Regions from separate parts of the Homo sapiens genome. Here region 2 is linked to region 1. A link is a loop called in an ENCODE intact Hi-C map of the cell type or tissue named here. Cell type or tissue: CD4-positive, alpha-beta T cell. All regions are shown on one strand.

Region 1 (5,000 bases):
CTGCCTCAAAAACTGAGAATGATGGTCTTCTCCCCATCTGTTGAATTCCCAGTTAAGATTTTCTCCCATAAATGTTCCTTAAGTTTTTGAGGCCTGTGTCTGCTTTGCTATATTATAATATAGACTACGGTAATATAAAATTTACTAGAAAACTATCCATGTTGCTATCTATAATGCCATGTGTGGCAACGGTTCATGCTTCTCTGCCCTTAGACAAAATAAGGGACCCCTGCTCCACCACAATGCTGAGTTATTATTTGCAGAGCACACATCTGCAATGGTTAGATGTTTGTTTGGCAGTTGGAACTACGGGTGTAGAACTTTCTTGAGAGTTCTACAGCTCTCTTGATGGGATTTTATATATTTTTTCTGTCACAAACATTGAGAGGAATAAGTGATGATGAAGAGTTGATTTATTTGAATAAAAGTCTAGAAAGAAAATGGAAGCTTCAAAAAGACAAACAACTGATTATGTGTATTAATACAGTATCTTGGAGTCAATGATAAGATTTACAGGAAGCAGAGAGTAGTCAGGCCTTGGCTGTCGGCTGTGTTGCAAAAAAGCAGGAAAATGAGTGGAGTTAGTTATTCGATGGTGACTGAAGCGCTAAGCCGGGCTGCAGTGGAGTGGCAGAATAAAGGAGGTGACAGAGGTGTGGGAAGTCAGGCGGTAAACAATAAAAAAGAAACAGGACGGTGCTCACAGGAACAGGAAGGCTGAACACAGGGTTTTTCTTTCATTTCTCAGAGGATTGCTCTGTGCAAAAGGAAGAATGGGAAACTCAGAGTACACGTGTTAGTTTTGTTTTTTTGTTCACGACAGGGTCTCACTCTGTCACCCAGGCTAGAGTGCAGTGGCACAATCATGGCTCACTGCAGCTCCGAACTCCCAGCTCAGCCTCCTGAGTAAATGGGACTATAGGTGTGAATGACTGCATCTGGCTAATTTTAAAAATTTTGGCCAGGCGCAGTGGCTCACGCCTGTAATCCCAGCACTTTGGGAGGCCGAGGAGGGTGGATCACCTGAGGTTGGGAGTTTGAGACCAGTCTGACCAACGTGGAGAAACCCTGTCTCTATTAAAAATACAAAGGTAGCCGGGCATAGTGGCACATGCCTGTAATCCCAGCTACTTGGAAGGCTGAGGCAGGAGAATCGCTTGAACCCAGGAGGCAGAGGTTGTGGTGAGCCAAGATCGCGCCATTGCACTCCAGCCTGAGCAACAAGAGCAAAACTCCGTCTTTTTTGTAGAGATCTCACCATGTTGCCCAGACTGGTCTCAAACTCCTGGCCTCAAGCAATCCTCCCTCCTTGGCCTCCCAAAGTGTTGAGATTAAAGGCATGAGCCACCATACCTGGCCACTATATGTTAGTTTTTTTTTTTGTTTGTTTGTTTTTTGAGTCACAGAGTCTTGCTCTGTTGCCCAGGCTGGAGTGCAGTGGTGCAATCTCAGCTCACTGCAACTTCCACCTCCTGGGTTCAAGCAATTCTCCTGCCTCAGCCTCACAAATAGCTGGGATTACAGGCGCGTACCACCACGCCGATTTTTTTTTTTTTTTTTTTGAGATGGAGTTTTGCTCTTGCTGCCCAGGCTGGGGTTCAATGGCACAATCTCGGCTCACTGCAACCTCTGCCTCCCGGGTTCAGGCGATTCTCCTGCCTCAGCCTCCTGAGTAGTTGAGATTACAGGTATGCGCCACCATGCCTGGCTAATTTTGTATTTTTAGTAGAGACAGGATTTCTCCACATTGGTCAGGCTGGTCTCGAACTCTCGACCTGAGGTTATCTGCCTGCCTCAGCTTCCCAAAGTGCTGGGATTACAGGCGTGAGCCACCACGCCCGGCCTCATGTGTTAGTTTTTAAAGGGAAATAACATTCTTGAAAAGTAGATGGAGATGCGACAATATGCAGAGAGAAACTAAGACAGAGGACCCAGCCATCTCAGGTCTTCAGGAGTGGGCTGGCAGACGGCACAGGAGAGGTAGAGGAAGGCACAGATCTGAAACAGAGATGGCTGCACTGGGGGGAGGTGCAGGGCACGAGCCAGGTCTAGGGTGGGCAGATGTGGTCCGCACATCCTCCACCAGGGCTGACTGGCACCACTAGAGGGCACCCGCGCCTCGTGCTTGGCTATCCCAAGTGGGACTCTGGGCCAAAGCCACTACCCTGGCTTATGCCTGAGGTGTGGAGTGCTTGTTCAACAGCAGCTTGTGCCTTGGCGACTGGCTGCAGAACCTGCTGCCTTTCCCGGATGGCTGGTCCCGCACTCACGGTTCCTTCCACTGTCATCCTTGCCTGACTCCCTGGTGATGGCTGTGACAATCACCTGAGAGCTGCATGTGGCATCCCACTGTAGATCCCACTGTAAACTCCCAAGGGCTCCACAGGAGCAGGTCTCCTGATTACTGGAAATCATACAGGCTCCCTGCACCCTTATTTATTTAGCTTTCTGCACATATCTTCTTTCTCTTCTGCTAGACTCTAAGCTTTTAATGAATAAGAATTATCAGTTTTTTTTTTTTGAGACAGAGTCTCGCTCTGTCACCCAGGCTGGAGTGCAGTGGCGCGATCTCGGCTCACTATCAGCTCCGCCTCCGGGGTTCACACCATTCTCCTGCCTCAGCCTCCCTAGTAGCTGGGACTACAGGCGCCCGCCACCACGCCTGGCTAATTTTTTGTATTTTTAGTAGAGACGGTGTTTCACCGTGTTAGCCAGGATGGTATCGATCTCCTGACCTCGTGATCCGCCCACCTCGGCCTCCCAAAGTGCTGGGATTACAGGCGTGAGCCACTGCGCCCAGCTATCAGTATCTCTTAAAATGTCCTATGAGATGAAGTAATGTCTGGGATTCACTTTAAATCCCCTATGTAGCAGGAGGGAAATTCTGGGTGAAGGGAACATGGGGATTCATTATGTAATTCTCTCTACTTTGATACATCTTTAAAATTTTCTGTAATTAAACTTTAATAAACATCATAGAAGCCCAACGCCTAATACCTAGTACAGGGCAGTAACAGTGAAGTCCTATGTCTGCTCGTCTGTAAAATGCATAGGTCATGCAGGATGAGGGTCCCTTCTAACCGCATTCCCTGATTCTGAGGCTCACTGTACAGTCGGCGAGCACCAGTTAGCTTGTGGGGTGAGTGCATCTTAAGGCAAGTGTTGACCCAAGCACCCAGGAAAAGCCCAGGAAAGTAGGATATCTGGTTCTGTTCCAGGAGCATCTCTTATCAGCTTTGGGTTTCAGTCCTTTGCATGTCCTGAGGAGGCCAGAGGTACTGCTTGGATCCACTGCTCCTGTCTCCCAGGATTGTCCAGACCCTCCTTTCCAGCTGGTATTGCCACAGGGCCTGGCAGAAGAGGCTCGGCTGCCCTGAGGAGCATTTGTTTGCATACGTCCTATTGAATTCTTTCCTATAACATCCTGTACAGAAGAGCCTCTTCGGCCGGGCGCGGTGGCTCATGCCTGTAATCTCAGCACTTTGGGAGGCCAAGGCTGGCGGATCACGAGGTCAGGAGATCGAGACCATCCTGGCTAACACAGTGAAACACCGTCTCTACTAAAAATACCAAAAATTAGCCAGGCGTGGTGGCACATGCCTGTAGTCCCAGCTACTTGGGAGGCTGAGGCAGGAGAATCGCTTGAACCTGGGAGGCAGAGGTTGCAGTGAGCCAAGATTGTGCCACTGCACTCCAGCCTGGGCAAAAGAGCGAGACTCCGTCTCAAAAAACAAACAAAAACAAAAACAAAAACAAAAACAGAAGAGCCTCTTCAACTATTGCCTGGCAGCTATGAGGGAGAAGAGGAGGCAATTCTGGGTAAGCCTCAACAGGACAGAGAAGCCACCCTTGCCCACGTGAAGTGGGCAGCGGGTTCAGATGGCAGCCGGGAAGGATCGCAGGCAGGCTTCTGTGATGAACCAGGGTGAGCAGCCAGGGCCATGGGGGTTGGGGGACGGCTATTCCAATTACAAAACATCTGAGGCGGTGTGGTGTGTGTGTTGAGGTCACAACCCAATTGTTAGCCCCAAGCACTCAGCTCTTCCTCACTGTACTCACACATTTGAGGAAACACTGTTGGACCCCATCTGCTTCAGCGTGATGGCAGAAGGCAGTGGCATGGGATGAGGCCACTAATAGTGGCCCTTTGGTGCTTTAAGGTGAAACAGACTTACCAAGTGTGCTGGAGATGGTGACCTCGTGTCCTTGACTGTGGCGCTGGAGGGGACATCGAGGAGGGGCCATTTCATCTGCAGGTACTGCACAGGGAACAGAAAAGAAAAAGCTGTTGGTGAGATGAGGCCTCACAAGTACTCAAAGTTTGCTGGGCTCTGCTGTTAGGGCACCGGGGCAGGCCATTGGGGTGGCCTGCATTTTCATGCCACATGCCCTGTACTGGGTCAATTTCCAAACGATTATAACAGGAGCGAGCATATATTTACAATCACTACCAGCCTCACCACGCCCTATGTCATTTTGGGGGGGGGGACACGAATGACAACTAAGCTGAACTTTAAGTGGTGGAGAGAACCGATCCATTCCAGCACAACCAATCAACATATTCAAAGAACCTACTAGTGAGGCTCAAGTCCCCTCCCTATGCTGTAGTCATGGACACGCAGGGCTGACCAAGGAGGCAGAGGCTCCCAGATGGCCATCCTGCCCCATCCATTTCCATCACTTACGACATCCACACACAATGCTCCCTACGAAACAGCCATCCAGAAGTATCTGGGAATGAATGAATAAAAGCCATCTGCCTGACACAGAGTCATGGGCAACATCTACCCCAACTCAAGGATGCTGAGCTTTCCTTCATTATAGCGTCTCTCAACCCTGAAAAAGATTACCCAGCACCCCATTCTTTCTCATGTCAGTGCAAAAAACCCAAACCAAACAGTACTTCCCCAACACACACACACACACACACACACACACACACACACACACACACACACAATCTCTCTCTCTCTCTGGCATGGCACAGTCCTTGCCAAGAG
Region 2 (5,000 bases), 1.3 Mb after region 1:
GTAATGGCATGATCGTAATTGCAGCTCACTGCAGCCTCAAGTGATCCTCTCACCTCTGCCCCTCACCTCCACTTCCCAAGTAGCTGAGACCACAGTTGTGAGCCACCACACCTGGGTAATTTTTGTATGTATATATGTGTGTGTGTGTGTGTGTGTGTGTGTGTGTGTGTATACTTTTTTTGTAGAGACAGGGTTTTGCCATGTTGCCCAGGCTAGAGCCACCTACCTTGGCCTCCCAAAGTGCTGGGCTTACAGGTGTGAGCCACCATGCCTGTCTCTCCAGAATTTTTATTGGGATTCAAATACATACTTCCCATTGGGCTGACCTTTAGCCTCTAGCTTCTCTCTGAGTTGAGCTAAGATCTTTAGTCTCCACTTCCTCCAGATATTGGAATTGATACAGTGTTGTCCAAAGCCCCCATTATAGATCACTTTATTGGACTGTCTGGTGGAAAAAGCTCCCAGGAAAACAAGGACACTCTTGCCAGGCAGGACAGACATTCCAGGGGCCCAGAGATTACCACTTTATAGTCAAAGAAAAAGAGCAGATTTATCTTTGCGTAAGGACAAATTCCTTGCTATGTACAGCTTAAACAACACACATTTTATTATTTCACAGTTCTGTAGGTCAGAAGTGTGACATGGGTCTCATTGGGCTAAAATCAAGGTATTGGTAGGATTGTGGTCTTTTTAGAGGCCCTAAGGGTTGGTCTGTTTCCTATTCATTCCAGTCCTTAGCAGAATTTGATTCCTGTGGGTATAGGACTGAGATCCTTGTTTTCTTGCTGGCTGATAGTGGCTGCCAGTGTTTCCCTCCTTCCTCCATCTTCAGAGCCAGCAATGGCACATTGAGCCCATCAATGCTTTAAATCTCTCTTTCTTCTTCTGTCTCATCTTTCTGACCCAGACTGGAAAAATTCTCCAATTTTAAGGTCTGGATTTGTACCAACTGGATAATCCAGGATAATCTTTCCATCTCAGGATCCTTAATTTAATTATATCTGCACAATCCCTTTTGCCCTGTAAGAACATATTTATAGATCCTGGCAATTTGGATGTAGATGCCTTTGGAGCCCAATATTCTGCTTACCACAGATACCAAACGTGAATTTTAAAATAAAGTTTGATTGTCTTAATTCAAATGAAATCTTAATATCAGGATTCCTAAGCCTTACCAGGGCCAAATGGAGAAATAATTCCAGGCAGAAGAGTTTTCATTGCCCATCCCGTCTCCTACTTAAAAAATTTCCTGTTCTGAAGTAGAAAAGCTGATGGTAATGACTTTGTTTTACTCTCTCAATTCAACGTCCATATGTATTAGGTTTCATAACTGACAATTATCAAGAAGTGGTTGTGTGCTTGGCATCTTTGATTTTTCCCACTAAATCACTTGTCACCAGAATAAAAGATATTCAGATCTTCATTTTATAGATCAGAAAACTGAATTTTAGGTGTATGCAGTACATTGCCTGCAATCACACAGTGGGTAAATGGTATCTCAGGGATTTAAACGTGGTTTTCTCTGACTCTAAGATGCATCAAACTGCAAAATGTCGTCTCTCCAATTTTATATCTATACCTCTGATTTTATATCTACAATGTTGACCTTTCTATATTTTATGCATATAATTTACTTCTGCTTCAGTTTCTGAGTACCTAGAAGCAGAAAATATGCATCTTGTCTATCTGTTGAGAAAATGTTAAGTGCACTTTAGATGTATATCCTGATTTTATAAAATATTATCAAATAATATCTTATTTGGGCAATAAAATTGCACAGTTAAGACATTTAAATAGAATATATATTAATTAAGATATTGATATGTGTATGTATATAAAATAATTAATATATGTTAATCCCTAAATATCAACTCAGGTGAGATCCCAGAGTGTCTGTATAGCATTTTCCATTCAATCATCAATAATAAGAAGGTAGATATTTTAATTTTTATTGTTTGCCCTTGTAACTCGTATCTTTGCAACTGATTAATTTAAGGTAATTCCCAGAGCAAAATTGAGGTAATTATTAGTATCAGTTATGAATAGTTACTAGATCATTCTCATTATTGAAGATTTTGATTTCAATCATTTTCACCCAGTAGATCTTTACGTGGCCAGATCTCATACTCTATCTGTAAGTAGCTTAGCATACATTTTCTTTCTTTCTTTTTCCTTTTTTTTTTCTTTTTTTCTTTTTTTTTTCTTTGAGATGGAGTTTCGCTCTGTCACCGAGGCTGGAGTGTAGTGGTGTAATCTCCGTTCACTTCAACCTCCACCTCCTGGGTTCAAGAGATTCTCGTTCCTCAGCCTCCCGAGTTGCTGGGATTATAGACACCTGCCACCATGCCCGGCTAATTTTTGTATTTTTAGTAGAGATGGGGTTTCACCATGATAGCCAGGCTGGTCTCAATCTCCTGACCTCGTGATCTGCCTGCCTTAGCCTCCCAAAGTGCTAGGATTACAGGCGTGAGCCACTGCGCCCGGCCTTAGCATACTGTTTGTTTACTTCTTCAGTCACTTGTCTGGACTCTTCCTATGCTCCGAAAAGGGGCCAAATTGCTAACGTGCATCTAACTACACAAGAAATCTTTGCCTAGTGTTTCTAACTTTCTTTTTCCCTCCAAGGCCTTCTTGCACCTGGCCTCACTGACCCTCACACTATTTTTGCCAGTGAAAAAGTTATATTCTCTTTTCAGCAACATATAATACATAATGGATATTAACCCCTAAAGTCTCCCTACTCATGCAAAATAGGAAATTAGAGCCAGTGTTCTTCTCCTGTGAAAGTGATCACTTGGGAATAGCAAAGAACTGCAGAAATCTCCAAATCAAATTGTCTTTTTGCCTGGAGGACATCTGCTTCTTCTAATGACACCTTTGGAAAAGTAGGATCTCTCAGTAGCTCCTCCTGGTGGCAAGTTCTAAATCTGTATGTTTTGCTGGAGCTCTCTTGTAAGGAATTGCTCTCTAAGCATCATGGGTTTTAGGAAAAGTTTTGTCGTTTGTAGTTCTACTTCCTGATTTTTTCTTTTTTTAAACTATGAAGTCCCTGTAGAACCCTTTAGTGTTAGCTGCGATGCTATGCAACTAATCCATGGATCCGTTTTTGAAAGTTTCTTTTTAAAATTCTAGAGTTTCACAATGAAGTAAACATGGACATCTTAGCAGCTCATATTTATCTCCTCCCTTATTTCATTTCCACCTATTGCTAGGTAGAGCTCAGATCTACTTATTCCCTGGCTGGGATGACTATTCGTTTCCTCATGTAACAAATATTATTTACCTCCTTTGTACCAGTCACTGTTCTAAGAATTGGGAAATACAGAATTTAACCAAAAAGGAAAAAAAAATCCTGCTTACATCAAACTTGCTTTCAAGTGGGAAAGAGACATATAAAACAAATACATAAAATACATAAGATAATAGATGGTAAATTAGAGCATTCTAGACTGGGTATGGGTGCATATTCTTCAGGCCCTCCTCATCCTCAGTCTCTTGGGAGAATGTCTGAATTCAAGTTACTGGGTATAGTAAACACTGCCAGTTGCTATCTGATATTCCTACTCCCCTGTTCATTACTAATAGAATCCTGATTTTCCTGTGGGTAATCCCATACTTATTTCCCAGATTTCCTTGCAGCTACAGGAGGCAATGTAATTCAGTTCTAGCCGTGCAATATAGGCAAACAATTCCTGGACAGGTTGTCCCTTCCCCAGTCCCAAAGTCAAAGACTTTAGAGGAAAAGCCTCTCTATTGATTGCCCTTCTGCTATATTACTATTGAAAATGTGGACAGAGTTCCTGGGGTTGCAGGGCTCACCTTTGCAATCAGAAGAAAAGCATGTTCTAAGGATGGCAGAGCAGGAAAATGGAACTCAGAAGCCATACCAGCCTTAACTGCCTGCTTATCTCAACATTACCACATGGAAGGGGCTCCGTCCACACTGTAGCTACAGTTGGACCAATTCTAAGGGCTGTAGCAGAATCCTAAGGGCTGCAATATGAAGAAGGCCCTCAGGAATTATATAACCCTGCAGCACTCTATTTTTTATTAATCCCTCCTTGGTTTATTCATAGTAGTAAGGTTACAATTAATTACATGCAGCCTAACATAATCTTGAATGGTTCACTTTGGGAATTAATAACAGCCATACTTTCTCTTTGATCTTTTCTCTCAGGATCCAGACATATATATTAAAGTTGAGTCCTAGGACAATTCTAGTGTCTTACACGGCAGCTATAAAAGTGGGCTATAATAGTGACTCTAATAGTGTGACTTATCTGTCAAGTTTCTTTCTTGCCAAACCAATACCTTCTAGAGAACCCAAAATGTTCAGAAAAGAGAATTTAAGAAAAAATGATATTGGAAATATTAGGCTTTAAGTAAACCATTAGAGCAAAATGCAAGGAGTGGCTGTTCCTCAAGCCCATATCGAAGCACTCACGCATTCTGTGAAGCCTAGCTCCTAGTATCTCTAGTATCTTTGTCCATTGCCACTGAACTGATTCATACTGTCTAATAAACATGTAGTATATTTGTATTTTTTGAGTCATTATATGCCCAATGGCAGAAATAGATTCTATTGTAGTTTCTTACTAACAAACCAAAGCACCAATATTTTAAGAGATTATACTGTATATGTATTAATCTTCAGTTGGCTGGGATAAAAACTCATCTAATTAGATTGGATGCAAGTAGCACACACAACACACATTGTTATCAAAGGAGCCTATTGTGTTTAATGTTGATGTATGCTAAACATTGCATTGTCAATTAATATATGGTTCCAATAGCAATGAGAAGGAACATCGCTTTTAGTTGCAAGCCTATTAGTAAAGTTAAAATACATCAGCAAAAGCCGTTGGATATGTGTGTGAGAAAATTAAGTTTATGGCAAAATAACTGTTTAACATTTGCCATATCCTTTTCAAATCTACATTCCAAAAGAGGCAAGTGAGCATTTTAAAGATCCTACTCAGGAATACAAACCTCAGAGGAGG

The links. Hi-C counts contacts between places; a loop is a spot of excess contacts. Peaks named below come from ENCODE experiments on the same cell type or tissue, not always from the same donor. Only the 100,000 strongest peaks of a DNase experiment are listed, where the experiment ranks them.
Region 2: it touches region 1 in a loop (19-fold over the local background); 2 of 110 quality-filtered maps call a loop at or near these places.

Annotation. Positions count from the first base shown.
Region 1 is chr2:85,282,754-85,287,753 of GRCh38, reverse strand. TCF7L1 (transcription factor 7 like 1) reads right to left here. Exons shown (of 12, transcript NM_031283.3): 4 at 4,176-4,259. Among named protein-coding and RNA genes, the nearest start is that of TGOLN2, 43 kb to the left of the region's middle. RefSeq lists a silencer at 2,061-2,130. In CD4-positive, alpha-beta T cell, CTCF peaks have their summits at 1,882 and 2,081 (motif pointing right); a DNase peak (open chromatin) is centred at 2,103.
Region 2 is chr2:84,020,927-84,025,926 of GRCh38, reverse strand. No RefSeq gene overlaps it. Among named protein-coding and RNA genes, the nearest start is that of SUCLG1, 440 kb to the left of the region's middle. In CD4-positive, alpha-beta T cell, no CTCF peak of the experiment used is centred here; a DNase peak (open chromatin) is centred at 2,906.